Linked DNA regions of Mus musculus: regions 1, 3 and 4 are each linked to region 2. The links are chromatin loops, found by intact Hi-C in ENCODE. Cell type or tissue: heart. All regions are shown on one strand.

Region 1 (8,000 bases), 62 kb before region 2:
AGTACTTGCATGTAATTAAAATGGTATAAAAAGTGGATTGGGAAAATTAAATTTGCCTTCAGTCTCAGAATTGACTGGGGTCACACTACAATGTTGTCTAACTGTCTTTTTTTCTTTTTAATCCTCACTCCTGTGCTGGAGAACCTGTTGACTGACTGAGCCGACTTGTATACCATGACAGCCCACACCTTTGTATGCACAATAAACATTTAACATACAGTATTTGGAAATCTGAAGGAACATGTTGTTAGTATGATGACCTTTGTGGTGCAAAGTGTGTGTTGCATATTAAGGATCAAGGCTGTAATGTGAGTGTTGACAGAAAATCCTTGGGTTCATTATGGGATTGATTTCTAATGAATTATTGCCAACATTTCCATGATCCACACGTTCTATCGGGCAGCTCTAGTTGGACTATGGACCCACAGCTTAAGAAGCCTTCCTCTAAGTGCTACTGCCATTGAAATGATGCCTGCATCTTATTAGAAATGATTGTAACATGGTAGAAGTAAGTCAGAGACTGTTCAGGGTATACATCCTGTAGGAGGGGATGGGTATGTTATAAGCAAACCTTGCATCCTTGCAAGAGATATGAGGTTTTGGCATTGGATAGGGGTCTGGAAACCAGACTCCCGAAGGTATCAAGGATGACAGTATTAATGGAAAGCCTCCTTGCTGAAACAGGAAGTGGCTTTCCTTCCAAAAGTCCTCAAGGCCAACTAGGTCCATCTATGTATGGTCGTGTCTTGGCAGAAATTCCCCCTGGGGTTGTGTCTGGCCTGGACAATGCTGAGCTGTGCCTGCTTCACATTGACTGGCCTGGTACTTGTGGTTAGAAGGTCTCTGCCAAGTGGGTTGTAGCTCCCTCTGTAGTGCCTTGGGACTCAGCTACTTGATTTTTCCTTCCATGTGACTCAGCCTGGGAGGGACCATCAGGACTAGGCACCATTAACTGGGTGCAGTTGATAGGATGGAAGAGCAATAGTCTTACTTAGAGTTTCTCTTGCTGCAACAAAACACCATCGCCAAAAAGCTAGTTGAAAAGGAAAGGGTTAATTCAGCTTACACTTCTAAATAGCTGTTCATCACCAAAGGAACTTAAAGGTGGCAGGAACCTGGAGGTAAGAACTGATGTAGAGGCCATGGAGGGTGCTGCTTACTGGTTTGCTTCCCCTGGCTTGCTCAGCCTGCTTTCTTATAGAACCCAGGACCACCAGCCCAGGGGTGGAAACACTCATAATGGGCTGGGCCCTCCCCATCAATCACTAATTAAGAAAATGCCTTATAGCCAGATCTTATGGAGGCATTTTCTCAGTTAAGGTCCCCTCTTTTTAGATGACTCTAGTTTGTGTGTCAAATTGACACAAGACTAGCCAGCTTAGAAGGTAACAGTCCCTGAGAGAAACTACCACATGAAGGCAGAGTACTGAGAAATCAAAGTGTGTGTGTGCATGTGTGTGTACTTATCCTTGGCCCTGTTGCACATGAAACCAGTGTTCAGAACTTACTCACTACAGAATGATTGGAACCTACTCACTGCAGAAAACAGTGTACTTGGCCAGTCAAAACTGGCTTTCTGTCACTTACAGCACAAGTCTGTCCAACTCTGCCACTCTCTCATTCCCTGCTCAGGCATGAAGGGGATGCCAGGAGTAAACAATGGAAAAGATACTTGTTTGTAGGTAGGAAGCACCCATCACTTGTGGGGTCCATTGTGGCCAGGGGGACTACTACCCCATGGACACATATATGAGTGGGAACCCTTTCAGTGGCCCAAGCCACACCAGTGAGAACCCCACACATGGCTGTCTCTGTCTGAGCCCTGTGCATTCTCAGGAACCCAGAAAGCCCTGCCTCCCATCTGAAGCTCCAGTACACAGGCTGCATGGAGGCTGCTGGGGGCTGGAAGCTCATTGGCCTACTTTTGAATTAAAGGTTCATCAAAGGAATGTGAATCAAAGGGGGCGTGGAAATGGGGGAAGGGGTGGGGATGGGGTTGAGTAGAAGGGGCTTGAGAAAGAGAGAAATGCCAGAAGAAAATTCTGAAAGTAGGGAGAACAGACAGAGGGTAGATATCTGCAAAACCAGGCATGCTGATACCATGGCCTGTGTCCTGGTCACATTATTCAGTGTCTCCCCTTGTCCATTCTTGCTGCTTTACAGCATGGTTGGGCACCAGGGCAGACAGTAGCCCAGGCCCCAGAAACCTTTCTCACTCCCTGGGAGGTTTGTACTCTTTTTTTTTTTAATCTGAATTTTATTTTTATTTTTTTTCTATCCTTTTTTTTTCCATTTTTTATTAGGTATTTAGCTCATTTACATTTCCAATGCTATACCAAAAGTCCCCCATACCCACCCACCCCCACTCCCTTACCCACCCACTCCCCCTTTTTGGCCATGGTGTTCCCCTGTACTGGGGCATATAAAGTTTGCGTGTCCAATGGGCCTCTCTTTCCAGTGATGGCCGACTAGGCCATCTTTTGATACATATGCAGCTAGAGTCAAGAGCTCCGGGGTACTGGTTAGTTCATAATGTTGTTCCACCTATAGGGTTGCAGATCCCTTTAGCTCCTTGGGTACTTTCTCTAGCTCCTCCATTGGGAGCCCTGTGATCCATCCATTAGCTGACTGTGAGCATCCACTTCTGTGTTTGCTAGGCCCCAGCATAGTCTCACAAGGAGGTTTGTACTCATAACCTTCTAGAATGCCCTGGCTTTGTCAGCCTTCTTGATACCAGATAGGGCCATCGGTCCCTCCGGTATTAGAAGCCCACCCTCTTCCCTCCAAACTCAGCCACACCCACTTTTCTTTCTGTGATGCTAGGGAGAAGCTTAGCTGAGGTCAAGGATCTGAGGATGTGACAACCACTTGCCTGCCCCTTTCTAGGAGAGCAGAAAGTACCCCAGCACACCCAAGTGTTGGAGCGGGTGGCTCTACTGTGCTGGGGGTGACAGAGAATCATTTCAACAGAAGACTTAGTTTAGGATCTGAGGTTGGGATTAAAGATTTTCACCACGGTTACCACGCAACGTCCCATTTACAAATCACAGGGGTTTCAGTAGGGTACAAGAACGTGGCTGTGTAAGACACTGGAAACACCCCTGTGGCTTATTTGGGGATGGAGTGGTGCTGATGGAGACCTAGGAGCTATCTGTATGAACGCCCATGCTGCCTCAATTTAGGGTCACCGCACACTAGCGCTAAGGGAAAAGCCCTGGGGCTGTTTTCTACGTTTGTCCCTGGGGCTTCTACCTGGAAGGCATGCATAACAAAGGCAGAACAAAGGAGCCACCTGCCTTCTTCCCTATCCCATTGATCTCAAGCTACCTCGGGAGGTTTCCGAAACAAGGACCCCGTGGTTTGTAGGGCGCCCCCACTGGTTCGTCTAGGGTTGAGCTGGCCCAGCTCCTGCAGGGTCCCTGAAGTGGGCTTCCCAGGCCCAGGCGGTTGGGAGAGGCCTAGCAGACAGCTTCGGGTCCAGAGCATCCTCCAGCCGCTCCGCAACAGGAGCAAAACAAGAGCACGCGCACCTGTCGGCGCCCCGCCCCCTCCGCCCGGCCCAATCGTGGGCAGGGGCGGGGCCGGGGCGCAGTCGGAACCCGCGCAGAGCGCCGCGGAGGAGCAGGAGCAAGCGCAGCCTCGTTCCTGCAACCTCGTCCCCGCCGCCCGCAGACTTGTCTCCACTGCCGCTGCCGCCGCCGCCCCCGGGGCATGGCCTGTCTGATGGCCGCTTTCTCGGTCGGCACCGCCATGGTGAGTCGCACATCCTTCGCACTCCGGGCTGGCTTTTATCTTCTAAGGAAACAGGAAGCTCAAAGCCAGGCTGGCTGGTCCTCACACCAGCCGCCTATGAGCGCATCCTCCGGGCGCTGACCTGGGGTGCTCTGGAGAGGTGCCCGGCGCTGCTCGACTCCGCCCTGGCCACCTGGAGCTTTGAGATGCTCCTGTACTGGCTTAGGGCATCCAGAAGGTGGAGTGGGGCGCGGGTAGCGAGCAACCCCACAAGTGGACAGGTAGATGGCCTTGACTTGTCCGCCTCCTGGGTGAGGGGCTGGAGATGTGGAAGCGCACTGGGGAGGGACTGCAGGCTCAGCCCGAGGGAGGGGAGGGTCAGATCTCTCTGAGGAGCTCTGTGGAGCGGGCAGACGGCGGGGGACTTCTTGCGCCACCCTCTGGAGTCCTGGGCACAGTGGGGGGGGGGGGACACAAAAAGAGAAACTGCGCCCCACGAAACGGAGCCTGCTCTCCTGCGCTCCCCAGAGACAGCTACTCTTGGAGGAGGCAGCGAAGTCCCAGGGGAGACAGAGGAGGACGAGCTCAGATCCCTGCCAGGGTGAGGGTAGGGTGTGGGCATTTACACGCCCCCATCCCCCCAGATACCAGTGTTAGGACAAAACCTGGGTGCTACAGAATTGCTAGACAAGTATTGTTTCTCAGAGGTGGGCAAGCGTCTCCTCTTCCACGGTCACTCAATGCTCCAGGAGAAAGCTAACATACAACAACAAAAACCAGCCCACCATCTGTCTGGTCTCACCCTTGGCCCTACCGGCTCTGTCTAACAAGCGGACATTGCGGTTAATAACCTCTTAAGCTGACTTCAGACTGTGGTGGAGTATAAACAGCAAGCCCTCCGTTTTCCCACCCGAATCGTGCCTTTCTTTCTGTTACTAGCCTGCCTGTTCCTTCCCAATACGCTAGAAGCCCACATCTCACAGTCCCTCCCCTTTATTTCATTTTTAGCATCCTGTATTTGAAGTCAGCAAGGCTCCCCAGGATTTGACCGACAGTTACCTCTTGCCTTGCGCTCTAGAGGAAAAAAAAAAAAAGCACTCGGCTTTGTGCGCATGCTCTGCTCTGACAACCGCATCCTGTGATTCCAAACAGGTTACTGTAGAACTCGTCTCGAGCCCTGCCCGCCGACTCATTATGTAATGATTTTGTGTAAACCGATAGAATGGAGCAAAGATGCACTGTGGTGATGGTGGTGGTTAGCAGGGGGTGGGGTGAGGCGGGAAGGAAGACCCTTCTAAGCTGCTCCCCATCCTTGGGCTGTGCTCCATTTCAGACTCGCCAGAGTCAATGAAAACAGGAATCGCTTCTCCTCGGGTATTCCAGTCTGCACCTTTATCTAGTTGACTCTACCTGGAGGCTTGGTTAACACTGAAAAATTGGCCCTTGTGCACGTATCTATCAATGTGAAGATTATTACTAGCAACAGAAAATTATGATAATTGACGATCTTTGCAAAGAGAGGAAGTTTGATGGGTTCTCTCTGCACAGAACTGGTTTGAACATGTAGATAAACGAACCGAACTGCTGTAGGATATAGGTTTCCATACAACATTATGGTTTGATACAGCCCAGACCCCTGCTATGAAGTTACCAATCTCATAATAGCTGGGGTTTATCTTTTATTTTTCGGGAAACCTATTGATATATTTGAAAAGACGTTTCTTCCTGCAAACCTGGCACCTTTGTTTGAAGTTTTAAACGTCTATCTGTCTGTGGTTATACCACCTTGGGTCCACAGATCTTGTTTGCTCTTGGAAGCCAATCAGGGTCAGCCTGGTTGGGACCTGTTTGGGAATAGGAAGTGAAAGCCACTAGGAATATCGGGTGCTATAGACACAAAACAAAGATGAAGTTAACTTTTAAAATGTTCTATCTTGGTTATAACAAGACCTCAGGATTTGCTTTTTAAGAGTCTCCTGCTTTAGGGTCCTGCTGATGTTGTCTGTGTGACAACATCTGTGTCTCCTCTAAATCTGGAGGAGCATTCTGGAGGGGGGCCAGAGCATCTGGGAGTACTAGGTTCTCTGAGGTGGCAAAGACACACACGGTGGGCATGTCCTTCCATGGGATGGTCAGCCCTGGAGCTTTGTGGCATTGTGAGCGGTCACTCAAGTGTAACCTGCCCTTTAAGCTTAGCTCAGAGTGTGACATTGGGATACTTTTCCTGTGGGAAATTGCTCTGATTATGGGTTAGCCTGTTTTCCTTGGATGCACCCAAGATGCCCTAGGATACCGTCTGGGTGAGCATCCTAGTTGGTCGTGAGGAAACACAGAGAAACCGGATGGCCCCTGCCCCAGTGTGCAGAGAGAAGTTCTGTGTCAGAATGTATCTATCTCAGTGAAGGGGTCTTCCAAGCCTAGGTGAGGCTTGCTGGCTGTGTGTGAACTTCCCCCACTACTCTGGTGTCTCTAGCTTCCCAGCATTTGTGTGGAACTCACTGGACACTTTGCCAAGAGAGCAATCTCTTAAACAGCCTCCCCCCACCCCAGGGTCCCCTCTGTACAAAGTTCCCAGGAACGGACTTCCTGCCTTTACCGTCTGTTCAGTCCTTAAAAACACATTCCTTAAGGAGAGGGCACAGTGTCCAGACAGGAAGGTAGGGAAATGGACCAGCTGAGGGGGGGGAAACAGGAGCCGATAGGTGTTTGTTTTATTTTTAATGAGTTCAGGAGGCTGAGGCAGAGCTCGCTGTAACCTACATTGCTAGCTAGCAGCTCGCATCAGAGGATGTGTTTCCAGAGAGCTGGTCTATTTTGGAGTGACAGGCCACTGTCTCATCACAAAGGTTTTCATGATTTTATTAATTGGGTGAGGCCACTGGACACCGGTGGAGGAAGGGTGGGGCTGTCCTCTTTGCTGAAGGAGGCTGCCTAAGTTCCTGTTTCCTGTGCATTTCAGTCTAAAGAACACCCCTGCTGTATCCAGTGAACTAAGCAGCAGTCAAATGGCTGGGTGGAAGGAAGCCAGCTCAGGATGCTTCAGGGAGCTGGGTGTCCTGAGCCAGAGCGGCCACCTTGCTGCTTTCGGACTGGAGTGGGTAACCTCCCTCCCACCATTGGTACCATGCAAATGCTAAGAGCACGGGCTGCAGGCTGGAGTATATATACTAAGCGTGCTGGGTCTTAGTCAGTGTTTACAGTCTCTTGCCTAGCATGGGCACGCACGTGGTCTTGCTTTTGAACGCTTCACATCCTAAGTAGCTAACTCTGGCTGCTTCCGCCCGCCCTCCCTCCCCAGTTCTAATCACTCAGCTTGGTCTACCGGCTGGCAGAGTGGGCTCCAACTTAACCTGCTGATTAAGCTCCTCTGTCTCTAGTTCTGTGGGTGACTGATACCACCGCCTTCTGAGCCTGGAGCTCTGGGCTTGGGTTCCCTTTCTGGGTCCCTAGCAATCTTCAAACTGTCTTTATGGAGTTTGCCTCTCTAGTCTCATCTGTGCCAAGTACCCTGTTTCCTGTCCTCCTCTGCCCACATGATAACTGTAGGTCTAGGTTTCTATATTCCAGACTCACTGTTCACAGAGGCCCTCTGCAGGGAGCATGGTACACAAAGCCCTGCCCTCATCTTGTCTTGTTAATCTCAGCCTGGGCTATTTCTGCAGACAGACTTTGTCCTGGACCCCCACCCTCCACTAACCCCCCACCCCCCACAGCCTTTGCCTAATCCTGCAGGGACAGCTGCTCTCTTCCCTGGGCTCAGTTTTGAACTTGAGCTGGCTAGGGTCACAGGCCATGTCTGTGTCTGGCTAGCAGACTGGTGTTACCTAGTGTTCAGTCTGTTAAGGGAATGAACACGTGCATAGATAGGTCTGGGAGAAAAGGTCAGGATGCAGGCCTGATAACTGTCTGATATCTGCCACAGTGAGGGGGTGGATGGGTGATGGCTGTCTGATATCTGCCACAGTTAGGGGGTGGATGGGTGATGGCTATAGGCCTCTTACTCCTCTGAGTTTCAACAGAGAAGGAGGCAATCCCTTCTTGACTTCCAGAGTTCTGGGAACCGTGATGGAGAAGGGCTGCCCACCTCTGTTAGGGTTGACACCAAGCCCGGAGTACTTCCAAACTTACAGAGACAAGGTGAGGTGGGAATGACCTGGCCTCATCTGACTGCCTCTCCACAGGACAGCCTGCCCCTAAAGCCAGCACCTGGCTCTTCCCTGGCTCCTTCTTCCACAGCCCTTGTGGTTATGAACCTGCTACCACGGCAG
Region 2 (8,000 bases):
TTCCATCCATGTCCGCACGCATGTCTTGACATGGTGGGTCATGCCCGGCAGGCTCTGTCTCCTCGGAGAGCTGTGTGCTGTCAGTCACAGGCAGGGTGGTCCATGTTTCACTCTGGAAGGGTTCCTCAGCCTCTGGAGGGATTCTTTCCTGTCCAGGTTTCTCCTAGACCCTGAGACCTGCTTGTCACTCACCCTATGTAAGTGAGAGTGCCGTGGGATCCTTCCACGGGGCGGAGTCTGAGCTCAGGATACAAGAGCTGCCAGGCTGGTGCAGGACAGGGTATCCTGGGAAGTTGATAAAGGATGTTGACCAGAACAGGCGAGGGGTCAGAGGTCACCCAGCATTGCTCAAGCTCTGCAGACTCGAGGAAGGCTGACAGCCATCCTAGGGGACTCTGCACCCTTGTCCCTTATCCACTGTCCATAGGGGCCATGGTGTGTGGTTCTACCTTTCCCCATACATAGCCCGAATCCCAGAGATGCTGCCTGGATTTCTAGACCATTCCCTTTTCTTCTTCTTCTTCCCATTGGTCTTAGTCATGGTAGGAGATACCGGGAAGTGTGCGCCTACCTGCCACGGACGTTAAAGTCAGACTTCCCTTGCAGTTGGGTTCCCTAGAAGGTGAGTTCCTTCAGTTGAAAGGAAGGATTGCATTGGGTTTAAGGCTACACCACCTCCTCCTGTTGGCTGATAAAATAAAAGTCCTCACGTAAAAAACAACAGCCCAAGGACAGAATTTACAGGGCTTTGTCAGAGAGAGGCCTGTGGGGCCGTGTCAGATTGAGGCTCAGAAAAGGCTGAGCATAAGGGTGGGGCTGCTAGCCTCTGTCTACCCCTTTCTTTGTCCACCCCCCACCCCCACCCCCACCCCAGTCTCTCCTGCCTCCTCTTCTACCCTTTGTCCAGAGAGAGTTAAACTCTCTGGTGTTACTTCTAGGGAGTAGGGGATGAATCAGCGAATGTTGCACACAGTAGGGGCAAGAATCTTTCTTCTTCACCTGGAGGTGGAGAGAGGCACCCATTAGAACCAGAAAATGGAACATGAAGCTTAGAATTTCTGAGAAACCCAAACCCAAGGCAGGGGGCAGACAATATCTGCAAAGCAGAAAATACCCAAGTGTGCCCCTGACAACAGAAAAACAGACTGAAGGCAAACACCTTCCCTTGGGAAGTGTCTGGGCACAGTGCAATCCCTTCTGGCTTCTCCATCTAGTAGTCACCCATCAAACCTTCATTGATCTGATTTTCCCCCTGTTCCAGGCCCCGAGGCCAGGGAAGACACCTTCCTTTTGGGCTTACTTTCATGGGCAGCTACTCTCTCTTTCTCTAGGTAGCATTGGGGCGGGAAGGGGCTGGCAAGATACTGAGGGCCATCAGAGCCCCTGTCAGACATCTGAGTCCCTGCTTTCTGGCTTTTCCAGCAGTCATTGTGCAAACATAAAATGCAACTCGGGTGCAGTGGCTATCTACTCCGTCAGTTGCTCTACCACTCAAAGAGAAGGCGGAGGGGAGTAGCCAGTCTGCTCTCTGTCCCCTGAGGGATTTACATCCCAAGAGCCCATTATGAATGCCTTTAGCCTACCCAGAGGCCAGCCTTGCTTGCATCTCAGTGGGGGTGGCCCCGTTCTTTCCTAGACAGCACTAGTGGGCCACCACCGGTCAGACGCACTGGTGTCTGTGTACTTCGGGAATGTTTATCTGTGATTTTGCACATGCACTCTCGTGCACGTTGTGCACATGAGCACGTGGGCAGGCCCACTCACGCGCATGTCCAATAGGGTTATTCTGTAGCTTTTCCTTCATGTCAGTAGCCCAGCGGCCTCCAAGTCCTTCCCAGTCACCTTTACTCCAAGGAGGAAAGAGAAAATTCATCCACGCCTACAGCGCAAGAGACGAAAGTCTCTTATGGCTATTGTTGAATACGAACTAAAGGAGAATGAGAATGTGACAGACAGACAAACGGAACCCAGCAGGGGGAGCTCGAGGAGCAGACTGTGTTAATATAAAAAGTTAGATACTTGGAAGAAATAAAACTGCTAATAAAATATTTTATATAAAAATTTTTACGTGCATTTGGTGTCAAATGCTCCAAGTGATTTTGGCAGGTTTTTTTGCTGAGTCAAATCCACATTTCCACCAGCTGAAGATGGGTGTGTCTGCCTGGTAAAGGGTTCTGATCGCTTGTGTGGTCCAACCCACTGTGGAGTCGGCCTGCTCTCTGAGCACTCTCTCTGCAACTGTCTCTTGGTTGTATTCCCTTAGATGCCTAACCCACAGTCCTCTGCTGAGATCATGTGACCCTGGTCTCCAACAGCACCAGGTGAGGCTCAAACCCCTGGAACATGAGAGCTGCCACTACCCCGCTCCAACTCCCGCAGAGGCACAGCCAAGACAGCTCTGCCATGTCTCCTCCCTGTGCCCTAGCAGCTGCATCAGGGGGTGCCCTGCTCAAGGCTCTATAAGAGTCAGGTGTCAGGGAAGCACAGGTACACACTGGGGCTCTAAAACCTAAGAGTTGTGACTAATGCTGTCAGGACCCTCTCTCCACCTCTGCCTTTCAGGTCCCCAGGGAAGGCTCAGGGATAACATTTGGGCTCATTTGGGAATAGTCTTTCCAGCCTGAGATCTTGGAAAGGGCGTGAGTTCACTCCTGTCTTAGGGTTACCATTGTTGTGATGAAACATGGCGACCAAAGCAACTTGGGGAGAAAAGGCTTTACGTAGCTTACACTTCTGTATCACCGTTCATCACTGAAAGAAGTCAGGGCAGGAACTCAGGACAGGAGGCTGGAGGCAGGAGGGGTGCTGCTGCCTGGCTTGCTCTCCATGCCTCGCTCAGCCTGCCACCTTATAGAACCCAGGACCTTCAGCCCAGGGATGGAGCCACCACAATGAGCTGGGCCCTTCCCTGTCAATCACTCATTAAGAAAATGCCTTCAGGGCTTCCCTGCAACCTGATATTACAGAGGTGTTCCCTTCCCTCAGATAATTTTAGCTTGTGTCAAGCTGACATAAAACTCTCCACTCCATATCCATATCCACTCCATATCCACACTCCATATCTCCACTCCATATCCACACCACTCCATAGACAGAACAGCAAACTTTGATGTGAAGCCACAGCTGCTTCAGTGCGGCCCCTCTCGATGCAACAGTGCTGGTCTCTGCCTGTCAGCACTGGATGGACCAAACAGCATCATCAGTCACCCGGGATGTTGTTTGCCTGCCGCTCGGTGTGATGCGAACTTTATCCAGTTAGGGGTCTTGTCTAAATGTTCCCTGAGTCCTGAGGTCTGGGCTCCAGAAACCTGTACATCTATGAGGTTCCTCTCCACAGTGAGAGGCAGAGATGCTGAGACTAGTCAGGGGGCCTCTAGCTATGTGGTGGCCCTTGCTGGTAACCTGCTGGGGCCTGCACTTGGTTCTTCATGAATAATCCTTGCTTTGAGCAGCCAGCATGGTGCTCCTGTTGATGTTCTACCTCTCCATGGCTAAAAACCTTCCTTGCCCCCCCCACACACACCCTCCCCCACAGCAGCACTGAAAGCTCCCACCAAACCTTTCTGAATGGAAGTGGGGCGGGGGCGGGGGCGGGGCAAGGACTCACACAGGCTCACCTGTCTCTGGGCTGTCACCAGCACAGTCTCTCCTAGGAGACCAGATTACCACCTCCTTTGATGTATCCAAGAAGACAGTGACAAATGCCTGTGGGTGCCTAAGCGCGCCCTCTAGTGGTCACTGGAGCTGCACGCTCACAATATGTGGAGCAGATCCATCCTCTGGAAGAGAACATGAGAGGCAGATTAGGGTTAGGGGTAGGGTCACAGATTAGAAAGACTGCAGCAGCCAGACCAGGGGGGCACAAGGACAGCTGCACGGAAAGGCACCTAGTAATCTCTGTGCCAGGAAGAAGGTTAGATGTACAACAGGGTCATCCTGGGGAAGGGGACATGCCATCTCAGAAGCAATGAGCAGGACCAAGAGCTTATGTCCCTGGCAACACACCTCAAATCTCAAACTCTGCCTGAGTGGGGAATTGACAGAGAGGAGGTGGTGGTGGTGGTGATGGTGGTGTGTGTGTGTGTGTGTGTGTGTGTGTGTGTGAGAGAGAGAGAGAGAGAGAGAGAGAGATGCTTTGTTTTCATTTGCTTACTTGCTTGAAGCAGGGTCTCACTAGGTAGTCCTGCCCAGTCTATAACTCACTGTCTAGACCAAGCTAGCTTTGAATTCACAGTGATCTTTATTCCTCTGCTTCCCAAGTGCCCTGTGGTATAAGACAATTTATTGAATCCCCCTATTATAACATACATGCATTCTGTTCCTCTATAGAATTTCATGAATTCCATGAATTCTCGGCTAACACAAACACCATGAACCCCAGCTAACACACACATACAGAGAGAGAGAGAAAGAGAGAGAGAGAACCCTCTCCTTGTTACATCACACTCTATAGTCAAGTCTGCACACAAACTTTTGAAAGATATATACATTCCTATTAGGTATGATGGGATAAACTAATGCAATATGTGTTGGCATGTCCATACCCCAAAGGAGGTAATGAGGGACCAGGGTCCATTGCAATTACCAAAAACAGACCACCTGTAAGGACAGGAGTCCTGCCCAGCAAGCTGAGTGGGCATCCATGTAGTGCGGGCATCACTACACTGGAGTGGATACCGTTCCATAAAGCTCCATGCTAGGGAAATGCAGGGCAGTGTAAGCCATAAAACAAGAGCGACATGCCCGGACTTTGGGGCGGGGGGAGGGTTGTTTTGTTTTGTTTTTGTTTTGTTATGCGGGGGAGTCAGGTTAACATAAGGTTGAATCGTTTGGGAAGAGGGAACCTTGACTGGAAAAGTGCCTCCCTCTGGGCTGGAGAGATGGCTCAGCGGTTAAAAGCACTAGCTGCTCTTCCAGAGGTCCTGAGTTCAATTCCCAGCAACCACATGGTGGCTCACAGCCATCTGTAATGGGATCCGATGTCCTTTTCTGGTGTGTCTGAAGACAGCGACAGTGTACTCATAAAATAAATAAAAATTTTAAAAGTGCCTGTGGGCAAATCAAAAAGGTGCTTTATTGATTATTGATTGATGGGGGGGGGCAGCCCACTGTGGTTGTGCCATCCCTAGATAAGTGGTCCTGGGTTGTATAAGAAAGCAAGCTAAGCAAGCCACGGGGGACAAGCCAGTAAGCAGCGTTTCCCTGTGGCCTCTGTTCCCGTGTCTAGGTTTCTTCCTTGATATCCCTTAGTGATGGACTGTAATGTCTAAACCACATCAACCTCCCTTTAGCCCCGAGTTATACAACACAGGACAGCATCTGGGTTCAAATCGTGACAACAGATTTGAACCCCCCTGAGCAGACAGGACCCTGGACTGTCCCAGGCAGAGACAGGAGTCTATGGGTGACATCTTACACATCACAAACTCCCTCTACCTCTGACCTTGTATCTACTCAAAGCCAGCCTTATCCCCACATTCATATGGTACTGAGAGATGCACCCCAAGTTTCTGAACACCCACAGAACAATGCATTTAGACTATGTCAACCCCAAGCCTTAGACAGGGAACAGCACAAAAATGGACTTGGATGGGTGTGATGGTTTGTATATGCTTGGCCCAAGGGAGTGGCACTATTGGAAGGTGTGGCCTTGTTGGAATAGGTGTGTCGCTGTGGGTGTGGGCTTTAGGACCTGCATCCTAGCTGCCTGGAAGCCAATCTTCCACTAGCAGCCTTCAGATGAAGATGTAGAACTCTCAGCATCTCCTGCACCATGCCTGCCTGGATGCTGCCATGTTCCTGCCTTGGTGATAATGGACTGAACCTCTGAACCTGTAAGCCAGTCCCAACTACATGTTGTCTTTATGAGAGTTGCCTTGGTCATGATGTCTGTTCACAGCAGTAAAACCCTAACTAAGACGATGGGAGGTACTTTTCTTTGGCCCATGTGAGTCCCATGTCTCCCACTGGAGATTCCAGGATGCTGCAGGGTGACTCTGGCCTTGCCAGTCACAGCTGAGAAGGTCTCAGCACTCAGCACTGGCTCCATTGACAGTGTCAGAAGAATTAACAACTGTAGGGCACCACACAGGCCAGGGCTGCTCAAGGGAATGGCTGGCTTGTGATGAGATGCTGTCGGGAAGCTAGAGAGAGTAGACAAGGTCAGAGGATGCGAGGTAAGGAGCAGCCGCTACTCCAGGCTGCCAGCAGAGGGCGGTGTGGGGCCGTGTGAGTTTTATTTGAGGTTCTGATTTGGTCCGGGTGGGCTCACAGCTGACTTCACTTAGGCCTGGAAGATGTTAACGGTGAATGCCACAGCTCCTGGAATGTTGCCAGATTGCTTTCAGCTAAGTCTACACCGTCCTACCCCAGGTCTCTGAGGAAGAAGTGTAGCATCCTTAGCTCCCATGGTGAAGGAAGGCCAGGCAGAGATAGGTGAATGGGTGCTGTAAGCAAAAAGAGATGAAGACCAGGCCTGCTGCATCCCCAGGAGCAAAGGATGCCCTGCCTCACAGAGAAGGGGTTGCCCAGCCTCAGAAAGACAGTGACCCCATGGCATGACTAGGGATCAGAAAGTGGCAAGATCCAGTTTTCTTCTATAAGCTTCAGATAGGGAGGTGGCCAGTGCTGATGACCACTGTGAGATTAACACAGCCAAGGTTAGCACAACTGAACTCTGTTGGAGAAATTCGGATCCTACAGACTGGTACAAAGAGCCCCTCTGGAACTGGGTTTGCATTTTATTTGTATAATATAAACATGGGCTTTATGTGCCAGAGAGAGCTGGGGGAGGGGGTACTTCACCTCCAAAATCAACCAAACCTGATCTCCCAGTTGTGGGTGAGGAGACAGAACCTGACCCATCCTGCCAGCCCGGAGGGTTCTGTGATGTTGGCCCTGGCCAGGGACTTCTCCATCAGTCTCCATCCATTCTCCACAGCAGGCCAGTGGGAGGACTGGCTCCAGCCGTGTGATCATATTCTCTTATTCTCTAAGACCTTTTTAATCTGATTTCTTGACACACCTCTGCAATGGGACTCTTACAACCTTCCCCCCATGCTTGGATTTACTGACCTGTTCCCCCACTCAGAGGCTCACTGAGGGTCCCTCCTCACTGAGTAGAACAGGGACTAGGACAAAGGGAGCCAGGCACTTACCCTACAAAACAGTGTGGAGTGGGCACCATAGAGCTCAGTAATCATGCAAAGTCCTTCACATCCCACTTGCAATGGAAGGTTGGGCTGGGCACAGAGCTTGGTAGTTAAGAGGGAGGTAAACCCAAGTGTCCCTCCTGCCGTTAGCAGGCAGACAAGATGAAGGACCCCTTTGGATTCTAAACAAGGGCATCATGACAGCTTCCCTCTAAGTCAGGGCTTTGGGAATACAGTGCCTATAGAAAGAGTTCCTGTTTTGTATCTTGCCGAATGTATCTTATTTCTGATGTGCTGAGAGCTTTAAAGGTTGTAGCCGGTCTTTGCTACTTTGTGTGTTCTTTTTCCTTTATGCCTTTATCCCCCTGCCTGGTTTCATGCCCCCTAACACTAGATAGGAGAAAAACAAGGATTAGGGGGAAAGGGAAAGAGAGAAAAAGAGGGAAAGGGGAAAGAGATCCCTCAATCTAATTCTTTCCTTTTGTTTCTTCTTTGACCATGGCTACTAACAAACCACAACCAAGCCCCTTAACTGACCAACCACCACCCACTCTCTTCTTCCCCTCTCTCAAAGCCCTAGAATTTCCATACCCTCTGAAAATTTCCCAAAATTTCAAACATCACACAATCACAGGAATTATCTGCAGCTGGCAAAACTGTGCCTCTGCTAGAGCATGAGGCAAATCATAGTCACCTGCTGTAGACAGTCTGAAGCAGCCCCACAACCCCACACCTGGGATTAAAATAAAAGCACATTCTTACAATGTTCCTGTGGGTTTTTTTTTTAAGAAACCAAAATTCCAGAATCCTCAAAAATGTCACTACAAAGGTGAGTGCCCCAAGTCTAAT
Region 3 (8,000 bases), 100 kb before region 2:
GTGATAGTACTGGGGAAGGGAACGACATGGATCCCCCAATGAAGCCCACTCAAGCCTCGGCATCTGGGGTTATTACTGGCAATCGGTCACCTGGCTAATGATACTTGAATGTCTCTCCTCGGCTTCTCAGAGCCCAGGCCCCAAAGATTAGAAATATATGCAGCCTGACCCAGAGCCTGAGACATGTAGAACCACGTGTGTTCATAATCCCACGGCAGTGGCATCACCCAGGCCCAGGTGGACAAACGTTCATCACGCGCTGGTGTGATTAGCGTCAAAGCCTAGGCTCAGACAGCCACAGTAAATTAGGCTACGCCATTTCCGCTCAATTTGCCAATGAAAGTGGCAGGCAACAGTGCAAAGCTGAGTTGAGGGGAATTCAGTGTGGCCACTTTGGAAAGAACAAGGGGATCCAGTGATTTCCCCCAAGTCTTTTTGTGGGGTACTCACATGAGGATCAGGCTTAAAGAAAGGGCAACGCTAAGCCGTCTTGTAGCCTAGTCTTTTGCTACTCTGTGGGCTCTTCTTTCCCCCTTTCAGCCCCCTAATACTAGGTAAGAGAGATAAAATGATAGAGGGGAAAGAAAAGTGTGCCCTGAAAAAAAATTAGAAGTCTAAAGAGGGGCAGCATTATCCTTAGACTACTTCCTGCTGAATAGGGGCTTGGAGTTACTTGGGGGTGAGTTTGAACTTTGCCGTCAGGATATCTGTTTTCTTCTTGTTTCTTCACTGTGCACAACTACTTCACAAACTGCCACCAACAATCCACCATGCTGCTTGGAGCCCTCTGAAAAGTCCCCAGAATTCCAAACATCACACAGTCCCAGAAACAGTCTGCAGCTGGCAAAAATCACGCCTCTGCTAGAGCATGAGGCAAATCATAGTCACCTGCTATGGACAGTCTGAAGCAGCCCCCACACCCCCACACCTGGGATTAAAATGAAAGAACATTTCTGTTTCTGTGTCTTTTAAAGAAACCAAAATCCTCACTATGCAATCTTGTTCAAGGTGTTTTCCCACCCACCATGGACCCCCATTGTCTGAGCTCTAATCTCTCCTGCAAAGTGTAGGAACTGTGTGAAATCTCTTCCTGGGAGATGAGACTCTTGGAGGAATTTTTAGCTCCTGAGAGTCAGTATTTCAAACAGTTTGGCAATGTGCCTCTCCCAACATAGCTGCTCCTTGGCCAGAATGACTCACATCTCATATCCCAGGACCCCTGAGCACCAGTCTGAAACATGTAGGCCCTGAGTACCCCCCCGTCTGAAATGTGTAGGGTCTGAGTGCCCCCCAGTCTGAAGTGTGTAGGGTCCAAGTGCCCCTTGCTCCTCTGTCATCTTTGCCACATTAAGAACATATGGTCAGGACCTGCAGGGAGCAAAGGCTCTCCATGCCAGTGCTCAGGGGTATGGTTGTGCATGCCCAGGGAGACAGGACCTTGCTGTGGCAGCCAGCCTCTCTCAGTCTCCAGCTCTGGTTTCCCTTCAGGGTGAGAACCTTGTTCTAACCCAGACTAGGCAGAGCTGAACAAAGGGTCAGGCAATCCTAGCTCAGGGTCTCTCAGTTAAACAGACTGTAAGTAACTGTGACAGGGAACACAGTATGTGGCAGAAGACCTTCTTTGATCATATTCTGCTCCATACTTTACACATCTCTAAAAGCATTTATAAATATCCCTTTTTAGAGAAGCAGAAATTGCCATCACACCAGCTAAAGCAAACATGGTGGTAACCATGGTAACTCTACGCTGGGCCAAGGTCTCAGGTGGACAAAAGGGAGATCCACATACTACCTGGAAGATGGAGATGTGGTAGATGGATCAGACTGAAGCCTTTAGTCTTTGGGGCTGGAATTCCTGGTCCTCCTCTAGGGAAGTATCAGTTCCCATTTCACAAGCTCTGAATCTCTAGCAATGACAGCAAATTGTATCCACTGATGCACAGGCTGGGCCCCAAGTGGGGCTTTCAGAGAACCTGGACCAGGCAGGAGTCTGAGAGTGGGGCTGCCAAGGCTTCTTTCTCTAAGCCTGCCCATACCCTGCTTAGGAGTCTGTGTTTTCAGGTTTGCATCAAGGTTGATCCCAATGGTTTCAGAGTCCAGTGAATCCAGATCTTCTCCTTGGATCTTGCAACGTGAGAGACAGAAACAGGAACAAACAAACAAACAGGACAATCAAGAGGGAAAGAGATAAATTCCTACCCAGTACATTGGGTGGGAAATTAGTCCAGCGCATGCGCGCGCGCGCACGCACACACACACACACACACACACACACACACACACACACACAGAGTTCAGAATCAGCATCTGCGCAGTACAGTTACACAGCATCTACACGGGTACTAACCAACCGTACCCTGAATCCTTGTCCACATCATCTTCAGCAGAACAGGTATGAGGTGGTGGTCAGAAAAGCAGGCCGGGTTGCAAGCCACGTCCTTATCCAGATGAGAAGCTGAGTCGGGGCCTTCTCAGTCCTGGGATGGATGGGAGATTCTGGCAAGAGCCTTAAACAAGGCAGAGAAGCTGCAGTACACAGATGTTCCCAGAGAGGGCAGCAATGAGAACTTCCCAGGAGAGAAAAGTCCAGAACATGGCCAACAGCTGTGCCTTCACTTCATCTCTGTGGTCCTATGGGCTGGAGTTGTTAGAGCCCATGCATCCATTATTCAAACATGGGAAATCCATGATGCTCTCCTGTCAAAATGTGTGTGTGTGTGTGTGTGTGTGTAAGAGACACTACATATGGAAAGTTCCACTCCTGACCTCATTCAGTAGATGGCTGCCATGAAGTGTAGGTACATTAAAAAAACTAACTAAACCCACAATGCTTACCTTCCTCCTGGGAGTGTGAGTGAGTTCATGACACATACAGAACTTTAACTTTACCTTTAAACTTGGGTCTTGACCAGGAGATACCAAATTATAAATATGTAAACATTCCCAAGCCACTTTCAGTTTCAAGCCCCGTGGATGAGGGACCCTCTTCCTGCTACCCCAGAAATGATGTTTTATGGGAAGCAGGCACTCACAACCTTATTCCTGTGGGACTTTTAAATTTTCAATCAATTGGTCCCAGACAGTCTGGTGGCTAGGCATTGGGAGACTAGCGTCCATAGGAGCCAAGCTTAGCAGGGACCAGACTGCTGGTGTCCCCAGCAGTGAGATGTTCCTGTAGTTATGACCTTCTGTGGAGAACACTGGGGGGCCAGAGTGGAGGCTGAACATGAGAGAAACCACTCAGGAAAGTCCCAGGGGATGGTGCCTCTCCATCTCTGGAAGGCAGCAGTAAAGGGCCACAGAGACTAAGGGCACAGCTTTTCCTGGGGCAGCCCATAGGAGGAGCCTCTCCCGGTCTTCAGGGTTGGGATGCTCTGGCTGTGAGGGTAACCGACTTGCTTAGTTATGGATGCAGGGCTGCTCTGAGCTACACTCTGGGTACATGGCACATCTGCTTAACTCCAGTCCTTCACAGCTTCAGGAGAGGTAGGGGGTAGGGAGGGAGGGAGGGAGGGAGGGAGGGAGGGAGGGAGGGAGGGAGGGAGGGAGTGCTTATAGCTGGGATAGGGAGGAGTTTCTGGTTTGACAAACCAGAGTTAGCCTGAGCACAGACCCATTTCCTTCAAGTCCTTCAAGTACTGGGAGGATATAAGACAGTTACTTCTTTCCAGTTGCTCTGACCAAGACTTGAATCCTCTTTGGAGTTTTCAAACCCAAAGTGGATACTTGCTGCTGCAGGGAACGGATTGTAAGGATTGCTGGACAAGAGTTGGAGGCTGCTGTCTGGATCCTAGGAATTCACCACTAGAGGGCGCTGTGGGCAGAGCCCTTAGAGCCAAGATGTTGGTTAAGCCAGAAAGGTCAAGGTGTGAAAATCAAATGGATTCCCTTGTGTTGGCCCTAACAAAGAGTCCACAAAGGAGTTTTCTGCAAGATCACTTGACAGTAACCAATACAGAAAAAGGCCAAAACCAGAAGCCTGTGAAGAGGCCACCACAGCCTCATATAAGGACATTTGTCAGCAAAGGCCAGTTGAAGCTTAACGGTGTCCATAGTTCTCTGTGGGACATGAGTTCCTGTGGAAAGGCACCATACCCTGCCAAAACACTATCTGTGTATCTCCTATAATCTCTCTGGTTGTTTTTCCAGACTGCAAAGGCAGCCATTATGGGGGGCGGGTAGAATAAAGAACAAAACACATATCCTTGTCCCCAGAGAATTTGGTACAGAACAGGAATCACTAGGTGCCTAAAACCATCCCATGGGCCCAGATCTGCTAAGGAGCATCAAGAATTGGGTTATGAGAGGCAGAAAGGTCAAGCAGTTCAGGGGGTGGGGCAGCCCGGGAGGCCTACATTCCAGTCTTGGAGCTCATCCAGGGTTTGCTGGCAGGGATGGACATATCTTGGGGGTCTGGCTAAGTCCTGCCAATAACCACTCTACTGGTCAGACCTTCCTCCACCCACTCTGACTCAGACATGGTGGATCCCTGAGCTGCACACCTGAGATTCCTCACAGGTACCCCTGCATTCTGGACAACAGTGACTTAAAATTTCTTTCACAAGCTGCATGTGAGGACCCCAGGTCGCGGTGACCACAGAACACAGAAGGAATCTCTTTCCTCTTTGCAACACCTCTACCCCCTTGGCAAGACTGCAGGGGTTGTGGATGGTAGGTTCTTACTGTAATTCTGGGAGACAGCAAACTGCCTGAGTTCCATGAGCACACATAAACCCTGTCCTGAAACTTTGGGGGATCCCCTCCCCCACTGCCCCCAATATAACAGCTATTCGCTGTCCCCGATAGTAACCCCAGGCAAACCTTCCCTCATGGGCGGGGGGGAGGGGGGGGCGGGGGTGGGTGGGTGGCTAACCTCTTGTCAGGGAAGCTTCCTGACCCGTTTCCACTCAGAGGTAGCCCCCAACCCTTCACCCCCACACTCAGCTTCCCACCAACCCCATCTGCCCAGAAAAAGAACACAAGGGAAACCCGAGACCACCTTTGGCAATATCTCCCCACAATCGACTTTCCCCCAGTCTGTCCTGCCAGCCACAGGCTTGATCTAGGGAGTTTTCAGGACACTGAGGTTCATACCTTTGACCCAGAGAGGACTGTGGATCACTGCCTTAGCAGGAACTAGAAAGGGAAGGAGAAGTCTGTCCAGATGGGGTGTGGGGGTGGGGGTGGTACACACTGATTTTTAGCCTCTCTGCTTTCCACAGCTGTTGTGACGACAAACTGACCCAACCTGTGTCCAGCCTGTAGACGCTGGTGGCATTTGTAGCTTCTGTGCCAACCACACCCACTCTCAGGTGCAGATGCCGGTGAGACAGAAGGCAGGCACGAGAGGCAATGACTGCGGTGCTCATCCGCAGTCACGGCTAAGGACAGGGGTCCATATGGGACCACTCTGTGAAGCGGCCACACCCTAAGATGGCTTTCAGCTCATCGCTAGAGGACAAAGGAGAATGCAGAAGCACCAGCCCCACTGGCCCAGGGCCATGGGCTAGAGAAGGCATCAAGCAAGCTGCTTGCCTCTGTGAACAATACACAGTGGCAGGTTCTGGGGACACTCATCTGCTGATGCTACATTGGAGAGTGGCCCTTGGCCTCCCAGACTCTGGCTTTGAGGACTCGGCTCCTTGTGCCCTGTGCCTTCTGTGCCTCGTCATCAATGCTATAACAGCCCTTCCCCTTATGCTCCCATTTAATCTCCACAACCATCTGTTGAAGTCTCTCTGTTGTCCGTATTCCCAGAGCTTCAATAGGTCAGTGTAGCAGGGCTGGCTCAGGCCCTTATAACCTGGAGCCCTGTCGTATTACTGGATGAGAGAGCCCTGAATCGCATGGACTGTGGAGGGAACCAGGATGTTGCAGTCCAGGACTACAAGTTCAGGGAAGGGGTTGGAAGTAACACGCAAGGGTCTTCAGCTTCTCAAGATGAGCAGTCTATGGGGCTCGCTGGGCCATGGTCAGGGGATTGAGGGCTGTACTCCCTGGAGGCTGAGGATCTGTCTCCTGGTATTTCTCTACAACTTTGACTCTACAACTTTGACTCTGCAACAGGCCCACTCCAGTTCCAGCTGCTACCACTCGGAACTGGTGTGCATATGGGCAAGCATTGGATGCTGGGACATCTGAATGGCTCAGAAGATGAGGCTGGGCAGGAGATGGCTGCAAGGCCATAGTCCAGATGTGAAAACTTCAGTAACTAGCTCCCCTCTCAACAGACACACCCTGTCCGTGAGTGCATGCATGTATGTATGTGCATATGTCTATGTCCTGTGTGTGTGTGTGTGTGTGTGTGTGTGTGTGTGTGTGCGCTGTTCTGTTTCTCCTTTCACAAGGATTCATTTTTTCTATTTCATGTGTGCATGTCTATCTGCCATGTGAATACTACATCTGTACATGAGAAAGGGATATCAGATCCTCTGGAGCACAAGTTACAGGCAGTTGTTAGCTACCCATTATGATGCGATCCAAACTCAGGTCCTCTGAAACAGCAGCAAGTGCTCTTTACCTCTGAGCCATCTCTCCAGCCCCTCTTCCCTCTACTTATTACTAAACAGAATGTATGTAATTTATAAATAATAGACACTACTATTGAAAATTTTATGTTACCAATTAAACTACACAGAATCATTGTACTGATGGTGTGTGTGTGTGTGTGTGTGTGTGTGTGTGTGTGTGTGAAACTCTTGCATTTCCAATTCAACCACAGTTTGACAATTGTTCACAACACTCTAGGACCCCAAAGCTGAAATGGCAGAGTCAAGGAGCTTTTGGAACTAGAGCAGGCTATTGGGTCCACAGCAGCAAATGCTTTGCTCTCAAGTACAAAAGTTCTTAGTACTTTCTCTCTGCATCAGCTATCAACCATTGAGGCAGAGATATTTAAATTTCAAATGTTAATTGCTTTTAAACTTTTAAGATTGCACTAGCACATTTGACTATAAATGACCCTCATAGTCTTAGGTATTGACTGTTTTGACTTCCTGGGAGTGACACTGTTTTAGAACAGTCTGTAAACCTTAGAAAGTGGTACCAGAATGAGTCACTTATCCTTACACTTTCTGCTCCCTATACCACATATGTGAGTAGTCCTGCTCCTCCACACTCTGTCCACTGTGACATTCTGCCTCACCATTTGCTACAAACAACAGAAGCAAAGACTATGGGTTTAAGCCTCTGACATCGTGGGCCAAAATAAAAATTGTCCCCTCATTAAGTTGCTTCTGTCAGATGTTTGGTCATAACAGTGATAAAACTCACACAGAAAATTGGTACCAGGAGTGGGGTCCAGCCAGTTATCAAAACATCTTTCTTGGTGTCCAGATGCAAAGTGTCAAAGTGTTTCCTTTTAGTAGACCTAGTATCTGTAACAGCCACATCTTCTGCATTAATTGTAAGGTCTTGCTACTGTGCGGCAGGAAGGTAGATGAAAATAAGAAAGGGGGGTTTGTTTGGGGCTCTGAGTTTGAAGGCATAGTCCATCACGGTGGGAGAAGTCAAGACGGCAGGGGCTTGAGGCACCCGGCTGTGTTATATTCAGTCAGGAATCAGAGATTTGATTTGATTTTTATGAGTCCTAGACACAAGACAGCTTTGGCTGCCAAACCCAGCATCAAACTAGGATGGCCAAAGGACTGCATCTGCTCTGTCCCTAATATAAGAACACCACCAAAGACAAGGGGCCTCTTTGCCCACTGCTGAGGGTGGAGGGTGGGGTGGGGAGGTGAGAGGTGTTTTCTTTACCTTATTTTCCTCTTTGTTTTGGTCAATGGAGTAGTGAGTACTTCTTTCATTGAGGCAAAAGATTTAAACAAAGTCTTGCTCTCTGCTTTGGGATCTCTCGTTGTTCTGTTTTGTTTTTCAGCATTGTTGTGATGATTTTCAATGTTGCAGCTATGACATGGGTCACTTGCGACCAGGCACCTGCAAGTGACTCTCCTCATCTGGGCAGGGTAAGATCGTCAGAGACTCACCTGTTGCTCCACGGT
Region 4 (8,000 bases), 52 kb before region 2:
ATGAAAAAGGCTTAAAAGCTATGGGGCTCTGTGGATAATATAGTGAGCTCCATACTAGCTACGTATGCCTTTGTAACACAGAAAAGCACCTCCCTGTGTCTTAATGGCTCAGGTTTAGATCTTATTCCTATTTCCACCCCTAATTGTGGCACTTGGCGCAGGTTCCTTAAGTTGCCAGTGCCTCAGTTTCCCTGTGCCTCAGTTTCCCTGCCTGAATGACAGAGAAAATAAACAAACAACCCTGATCCTCCGGTGTTATTAGGAGAGTGGAGTTACAGGGGATCTAGAAAATGCGACAGTAAGATATGTCAGGCCCCATAAGCCACTGTTCTAAGAACACTATCTCAGACATGTCAGGGGCTGACACAGGAACACATGACAACAGCTCATTCTAAATAAGCCCCATTCGTCTTCCCTGAGGTTTTTATGGGTAGACCAGAAAGAGGTGAGTCTCTACAGTGGCCCATCTCTTCTTTAGAGAGGAAAGCAAGACACTTCTCGAAGTTTTATGATTAGATTTTCTGATCCTAAAGGAAGATAGTCGATGTGTTTGGTGTCTCGTCTGAAGTGCCTTTTTACTAGAAGCAAAAGTGATAGTTACAGGGGGTGGGCGGGGGGGTGGGGAGGGGAGGAGGTCCTCTGGGGCCAAGGGTATTCTAGAAAGGTCTAGGAAGTACCTCTATGGATAATTGACGATGACCTTGAGCCCAGCGGCAAGTCTCTTGATAGTTCCTTCTTTCCAGAGCACCCGACGTACCTCACTGCCTCTGCTCTGCCCCTTCTAGAATGCCAGCAGCTACTCTGCCGCAATGACGGAGCCCAAGTCCGTGTGCGTGTCAGTGGACGAGGTCGTGTCCAGCAACGTGGATGAGGTTGAGACAGACCTGCTCAATGGGCACCTGAAGAAGGTGGACAACAACTTCACAGAGGCCCAGCGCTTTTCCTCCCTTCCGCGGAGGGCGGCCGTGAACATCGAATTCAAGGACCTTTCCTACTCTGTACCCGAGGGGCCCTGGTGGAAGAAGAAAGGTAGGAAGTGAAGCCACCAGCTTGGTGGTTGGGGTGCGGGGAGCCCGTGAAGGAAGCCACAGGTTGTTTGGGGAGAGTCTTGGTCTGCAGTTTGGAAAGTTGAGAGGTACTCTCTTCCGATGCAGGCTGGCCTTGGCTAAGTTTATTTCGCTGATCCACAGTTGGCTTCTTTCCCGTGAAATACACAGGTTCGACTAGACAAGTCTCAGAGTTCACAGAGGCTCTAAACTTCGGTGGTGTTGGTACAGGTTGAGTGTGCCCTATTGAAAAATCTTCTAACTGCATATATAGTTTGGATTTGGGCAATAGGGATGTACATATTTGTCATGAGGTACCTTGGGGGCAGCACCTGAATGAAGCTGTGATATCCATCTGCTTCTTGGACAACTTAGGAGATACATACTGAATGTTATTTTATGCATTGTTTTTCTCATGCATCTATATTCTGATTGTGATTTGACACCTCCAGTCACATGGAAAAATTCCAGTCAGTGCTCAGAAAAATGAGAGGGTTTTTTTCTTTTCTTTTCTTTTCTTTTCTTTTCTTTTCTTTTCTTTCTTTTTTTTTTTTTTTTTTTTTTTTGAGACAGGGTTTCTCTGTGTAGCCTTGGCTGTCCTGGAACTCACTCTGTAGACCAGGCTGGCCTCGAACTCAGAAATTTGCCTGCCTCTGCCCCGGAAGTGCTGGGATTAAAGGCATGCGCCACCATTGCCTGGCTAAAATGAAAGTTTTGCGTATCTTAGATTCCTAATAATAGGGACTAGATAAAGAGTTTTCACAGAGTCACAGGCATCAGGGTTTGCTTGTTCCTAGCATGCGAGTCCTCCCTAATGAACACTCAGTTGATGGTCCTTTTTCAAGGTAGAGTAGTTTTCCAGTCATTCAGGGAAAGAGTGTGTTGCCTTCTAGGTCTCAATTGTTCAAGAGCATTCCAGGGTCTGGCATAGCCTTTCTGAGAACAAGCTTGTTTTTGAGGTCTTGGAAGGACTCTTCAATGTGTAGTGCTGGCAGCCTATAGAGAAAAAACAAATGGTCATAAAAGGAGCTCTGTCCACTAAAATGGGGAGATGGAGCAGAGGAGGCCCCTGGAGCACCGTAGGATGAAGGACCCTTGACATATGCAGACGTCCCAGTTGCTTGGCCACCCTCCTGAGTTCCCCACCTCCCCTACACAATGTTTGCTGAGATTTGAGTGCATGGGCCTTTCTGATTGGTTCTTGTTTTCCAGCCTAGTCTGCTGCTTGTAGAAGTGGGGTAGTCAGGAAAGAGACCAGACGGTCCATGGTATCTACTGAATCACTGCATAGCTAATTGGAAACCCAAAGGGAACTTGGGACATCCAAGGTGACTCTGGTGCCACCGAAAGATTGATTTTTTTTTTAAACTTAACTATTGATACAACCTTTCTTTTTTCTTTTTAAAAAGCTAGCCTCTTTTTAAATTTGTCATCTCCTCTCCACCCCCAACCCCCATTTTGTTTTTCTGCCTCTCAAAGCTAAGCCGGTGAGCTCCTTGGCAGGGGCAATCTGGTCTTAGTGGCAAACATAATTTTGGAAACTTGAGAAGCCAGTCCCCAGGACCTTTGAGCTCTGTGGTTGTTAAACGATTGTGTCTGGGTTTGCACAACCAAGAACAGGCCCTGCTCCCTCTCAGGGCTGATTGTAGGGCACTGTTATCCGACACTCCCGTTTCCACATGCCAGCCTGTTTTGTTAAGAAACTGAGCCAGGCTCAGCCATGGGTCCTGGCTGTGAAGCCCATTGGAATCGAAAGGTAGGAATATTCAGATTTTACAGAAAAATGTACCCAGAGGGGCTCGTCTGTTAGTGTAGATGAACCGCAACAGACCCGTGAAGCACACAGCCATCCCCATGTGAGTGTTATATGTGGTCTTGGCGGTGTCGTGGTGGGGTTTGAAAATTCAGGCTGTAGATGAAGATGGCTTGCTATGTAGGGGTTCAGATGTTTGAATCCTTATGTGTCGGTTGCATATCTTATTTACTGCAACAAAACACCAGACTTAAGGGAGAAAGGGTTTGTTTTGACTCTCAGGTCCGGGGTACGGCCCACCATGACAGAAAAGTTATGTCGCAGGAGAAGAAATCAGCTGGACAGTGGCTTCTACATTCAGGAAGCAAAGAGTGACAGATGCTGGTGCTCGGCTCCCTTTCCCCTTGCTATTGAGTTCAGGACCCCAGCCCAGGGGATGGCGCCGCCCACATTAGGGTGAGCCTTCCCAGCTCACTTAATCTAATCGAGGTAATTACCCCTCACCGAAGCAGCCAGATACCTGTCTCCATGGCCATTCTGGATCCATCAAACTGTCACTGAAGATGAACTGTCACACCCTGGCAGCATCTTGAGTTGAAACCCTGGACATAAATCTGGGCCCAGGAGGGGGGACCCATCAGGGGCTCTATCTGCCTCGTGCCCTCTGAGCGTAAACAGGTCCTGTTTGCCACCAGAGTCAGCCGATCAGTAATGGATTCCTAACAGGCTGAGACACAACTGTCCCTTCTCGGCACCTTCGAGGACGCTCAGCCAGGTGGCTGTTTGCCCTGTAGTAACCTCTGTAGGTTCAGGCATGGGAGGAGTCGCACATGAGCCCCACGGGACTTGCCCATGAGTCAGAGGGATGACAGATATGCTCAGTCTGGTGTGTCGTGTTGGCTTCTCCACCAGCTGGCCGTGGCTTGCTGTCTGATGCCTTCCCCAGCTTTGCTTTCCTTCCTCTGCAGCGGCATCTCTGAGGTACCCTCTCCTCTGTGTTCCTTGCCTTCCCTGGCTGCTAGACCTACATCAGAATAGAGATGCTTTTTCAAGCAGGTCTGAACTTAATATCGGGAAGAAGTACCCACCTCCTCCTCACTGAATAGGAGGGAAGCTAAAGCAAAGCGTGGTGAGAGGACGGGTTCATCCCCCTGCCTGAGACCACAGTGGTGATTGCAACTCCGTGAAGCCCAACACGGAGGAGGCCAGGCCTTGTCCAGTTCTGAGCCCTGTGGGCCATCTTCATGCAGCCAGCAGGGAAACAAGGCTCTTCTGGAGACTCGGGTGCCTTGGGAAATAGTTCTTGAGCCTACAGGCCATCTCTAGGGAAAATAACCTAGTCATTTGTCTCATCAGCTACAAATGATATGAGCTTCGGACACTCATTTGTTTTTGTTTCTTGGGTTTTTCAAGACAGGGTTTTTCTGTGTAGCCCTGGCTGTCCTGGAACTCACTCTGTAGACCAGGCTGGCCTCGAACTCAGAAATCCACTTGCCTCTGCCCCGGAAGTGCTGGGATTAAAGGCATGCGCCACCACTGCCTGGCTAGAGCTGCGGACACTCTTGTAACCTCCCTCCTAGCATCAGTGCTATGTCCTGATGACTCTGAACCTAGGGGTTCAATTTTCTCCACTTGGAACCATACTCAGTAAGCAGGCAATCAATAAAGTGTGCATTTTCCCCAGGACCAGGCAGCAGACTGGCTGACATGCTCCACACACCTCTGGCTTCCTTGTCCTTTCCCCACATGGCCCCACTCCTTGCCTCTGCTCCTGAATGTCTGAAAATTCTGCTTCCTTTGTCCCCGCCCCACCATGTGGGACCTTTTGCTCTTTTGCCCTCATATGGGTAGTGACCCTCACGGGCTCCAACAGTAACTGGAGCTGTGGAGGTCATATCCCGGCTCCTCTTGCCATTTCTTCACAGGGGTTATTTGGGAGCTGCCATCCTTTCTGTGTAGCTCCAAGGTGACCTTCAGGGTGGAAGCCACTTCTCATATGCCGCTACCTGATTAGTTTTGCTGTCTGTATATCAAGTTGATTGGTTGTTGACTTTTAAGATTCACCCTGAATGTGCTGAGCTGACTGTTAGGGTTGGTTGCCATAGCACTGCTGGAGGGAGGACTTCTGGAGGGAGGACTGCTGGAAGGAGGAGCTCTGGAAGCATCTAGCCTGTCAGACTTATAGATTGGTAGAGGTGACAGGAGTCCAAGAGCAGAGGCAATTTGCCCAAAGTCAAAGCTAGAGGGAGCGCCCAGATGTTCTCTTCCATTACCTAGATAGATGCTGGACCACTCTGTAGCCCCCCGCCCCCCCGCCCCCATGGAAACCAGTTTCTTCCTGGATTTCCCCTAGAATGTGGCGCTACTATACTGGGCCTTCCTTAGACAATAGCACTATCAATACACTGTCATGTTGAAGAAAGCTGGCAGAGTGAGGCCTGCTTTCCTCTCTGCTGGGAGGAAAGGATTCCGGCAGGGACAGTATCCATAGCTTTAGGTGAGGCCATTCTGTCTCTCTCACATCTGGGAGTTTGACAGACCTAAGCACTGACAGTGGTACTTAACCAAACACGTATTTTCAATTGTGCTTAAGTTTTCATCTGATGATTAATGATGTCTTTGGAGGAAAAACTAGATCATGTAATAGATTCCTGGTAGGGAACATAATTGTGAGAGGAGCCAGTCTCGGGAGGAAACAGCATACCCCAAGGAATATCTCACCGGCTTCTGATCTGGTAATTACTCTCCCTCAAGGAACCCACTCACGTAGTGTGAGCTGATGGGACAAATGACTTGGAACATTCTTGCCTTTGGTGCCGTCACACTGGCTGTCATGGTAGGGGACTGGTGGGAGGAGCCTCCCCCCTTCATGCCAGAGTGACTATGGAAGGCACAGTCAGTGCTTCCTGTGTTGTGGTGTCACCAAGAATCCCCCTAAAGTGAATACACATGGCAAAACGGGGAGGGTGAGGTGATGGGGTCTCATGCCACCCAGTAGTTTCTTTTTCATTAGAATGTGGTGTGCTAAGGTCACAGGATGGCTGGGGGGACTCTGTATACTGTCCCCTCTGCAACCCAAGCACAACGGAATGGTTTCCTTCGTAGCTGGCTGACGGAGGGGACTTCTTCAGTTTGCTTGGCTCATAAAGATGCTTCAGGAGCAGTTCTGATCCCTGTACCCATCTCAAGGTCGTGGTCAAAGGAAAGACCAACTTGAAACCCTGACTGTTGCAGCGCATGGTGGTGCACGCCTTTAATCCCAGCACTCGGGGGGCAGAGACAGGTGGATTTCTGAGTTCCAGGACAGCCTGGTCTACAAAGTGAGTTCCAGGACAGCCAGAGCTACACAGAGAAACCCTGTCTCAAAAAACCAAAAGAAAAAAAGAAAAAGAAAAAAAAAAAACCCTGTCTGTGGTATTTCAAACCAAGATCAGTTGTCTGCAGGACCCATGAGTGTTTACTCCTTGCGGGGGGTGGGGGGGTGGGGGGGGTGGGAGGGTTATCCTGGACTACCATAGTATAGATGGAGTTACTAGTGCCGGGCCTGTTTCCTATCTCATGGTCCTGCTTGGATGTAACCTTTGATAAGCCTATCTGAAGGGCTTTGCAGTTCCATCTTCCTCCTCAGGAGAGACGTGTGTGTCCTGTGTCCTGTGTCCTTGTCAGTGAAGGAGGCTGATGGCAGGGAACATAGTCTCCCCTGCAAATGACACGGCTCTTAAGAATGAAGCACAGCTGTAGAGATCAGGCAGTGCTGAAGCTTAGGTTGAGAACAAATGCCATCAAACCTGGGGCTTCAGGACATTTTCTTTAATGTCCTTTTAGCCAGGCCAGGCCATGTCTCCACACGCCACATTCCATTGATAGAGTAGACTATACCACAGCCTATGCGGAAATAGAAGCCTCTCATTTTCAGACCCTCCCCCCCAAAACAACAACAACAACAACAACAACAACAACAACAACAGGAAGGCGTTAAGCAGCCTGATCAGCTCCAAGCCAGATTATGTGTATTGGCTTGCTTCTGGGTTATAAAAGGCCATTGAACACCCAACACCCTTCTCAAATTAAGGTTTGCTTTCTCTTAATTTCCACCGCCCTTTCACAAGGCCTGTCATTACAGGCTGGCTAAAAATGAGTGGACTCTGCCATTAAATAAGCCCCTTTCAGGAATTCCATTAGGAAACTTGGACTTCAACCAAATGCCCAAGATCGGAGATGGGGAGGGGAGCCCAGCCCGGAAAAGAAAGGCTTCAGAGAGCCCTGAGACTGGTGATGGGTTCTCAGGTTTTAAGGGGGGAAGGGGGAGGAGGGACTCACTTCCTTTAGCAAGGAAGAATTCTGTTGATCCTTTTGGCCTATCTTGTGCTAGGCTTTCTTTTGGGCCCCAAAGGAGATTGCTTTTAACCCAGTAGTTTGCTTTATTTAGGGTGGTAGGTAACTCTTCCAGGCAGTGTATAGCCCCAGGGCTACTTGCAGACATTTTGTGGCTTAAGTGTTTTGAAGAGTACCACAGTACCCATCCGTTGCCTGGGTAAACTTAGAGGTCAGTTCTTGCTCTCGAGTATTTGGTGACTGCTGGGGGCAGATGGGTAGGCAGATGTGCAGGGTCCTGAGAGCAGTGCTCTTGGTGATAAGGGACTTCTTTGGTAGTCTAAAAATAGAATTTGAGGAACTATTGACAGGGGACGACTCTTGAGAGTGCCAAGAGCCATTTAGATTTTTAGTCTCAGCATCCAGGCCTTCCTGTCTCCCCTCCTCTGGCTGGGCATACCTTCTCCCATTAGTCCCCCCACATGACAAGCTGGCTATCTCCAACTGAGCTCTGGAGTCAGAGACATGAGTTTCCAATGCACTATGTGGTCCAGGCTGGCACATCTGGACATAGGATAGATGTCCTGATGCCACTGCCCCTGGGTTCTTGTTTTTCTGAACACTCTGTCTGGCAGTTTCTTTATCTGGCTATGTGACCTTGTCACTTTCCCAAAGTTCCCCCCGTTCTTGAGCCATCTGGCCTCTGCAGGATGGCTTTGCGGGCCTGTACTCCGCTGCCCATCGGGTGTCCTTGTCACTGTTTAATTTCCTAAGGACATTCTTGCCATGCTTGCCCCGTGTCCTGGGTGCCTGCCTGCTTGCGTTTAGCACCTCAGCAGTGGGCTTGCTTCCAGAAACCTCCACCTTCTGAGACGAAAGGCCTTTTA

Evidence for each region. A loop is a pair of places that touch in the nucleus more often than their neighbours do. Peaks named below come from ENCODE experiments on the same cell type or tissue, not always from the same donor. Only the 100,000 strongest peaks of a DNase experiment are listed, where the experiment ranks them.
Region 1: a loop joins it to region 2, with 6 times the contacts of the local background. A loop is called at or near these places in 8 of 42 quality-filtered maps.
Region 3: a loop joins it to region 2, with 6 times the contacts of the local background. A loop is called at or near these places in 40 of 42 quality-filtered maps.
Region 4: a loop joins it to region 2, with 2.3 times the contacts of the local background. A loop is called at or near these places in 10 of 42 quality-filtered maps.

What each region holds. Positions count from the first base shown.
Region 1 is chr17:31,054,104-31,062,103 of GRCm38, forward strand. Abcg1 (ATP binding cassette subfamily G member 1) reads left to right here and starts at 3,591. Exons shown (of 15, transcript NM_009593.2): 1 at 3,591-3,753. The coding sequence starts at 3,712. In heart, CTCF peaks have their summits at 3,383 and 3,988; DNase peaks (open chromatin) are centred at 3,528, 3,988, 4,838 and 6,698; H3K4me3 peaks cover 2,042 bases; H3K27ac peaks cover 3,011 bases; H3K27me3 peaks cover 3,049 bases.
Region 2 is chr17:31,115,924-31,123,923 of GRCm38, forward strand. It overlaps Abcg1 (ATP binding cassette subfamily G member 1), which reads left to right. Exons shown (of 15, transcript NM_009593.2): 15 at 1-2,061. Among named protein-coding and RNA genes, the nearest start is that of Tff3, 9.7 kb to the right of the region's middle. In heart, CTCF peaks have their summits at 3,731 (motif pointing left) and 6,194 (motif pointing right); a DNase peak (open chromatin) is centred at 3,758; H3K27ac peaks cover 203 bases.
Region 3 is chr17:31,015,922-31,023,921 of GRCm38, forward strand. No RefSeq gene overlaps it. Among named protein-coding and RNA genes, the nearest start is that of Abcg1, 38 kb to the right of the region's middle. In heart, CTCF peaks have their summits at 2,549 and 3,805 (motif pointing right); no DNase peak of the experiment used is centred here; H3K27ac peaks cover 268 bases.
Region 4 is chr17:31,063,600-31,071,599 of GRCm38, forward strand. It overlaps Abcg1 (ATP binding cassette subfamily G member 1), which reads left to right. Exons shown (of 15, transcript NM_009593.2): 2 at 786-1,029. Among named protein-coding and RNA genes, the nearest start is that of Abcg1, 9.9 kb to the left of the region's middle. In heart, no CTCF peak of the experiment used is centred here; DNase peaks (open chromatin) are centred at 3,662 and 7,872; H3K27ac peaks cover 3,389 bases.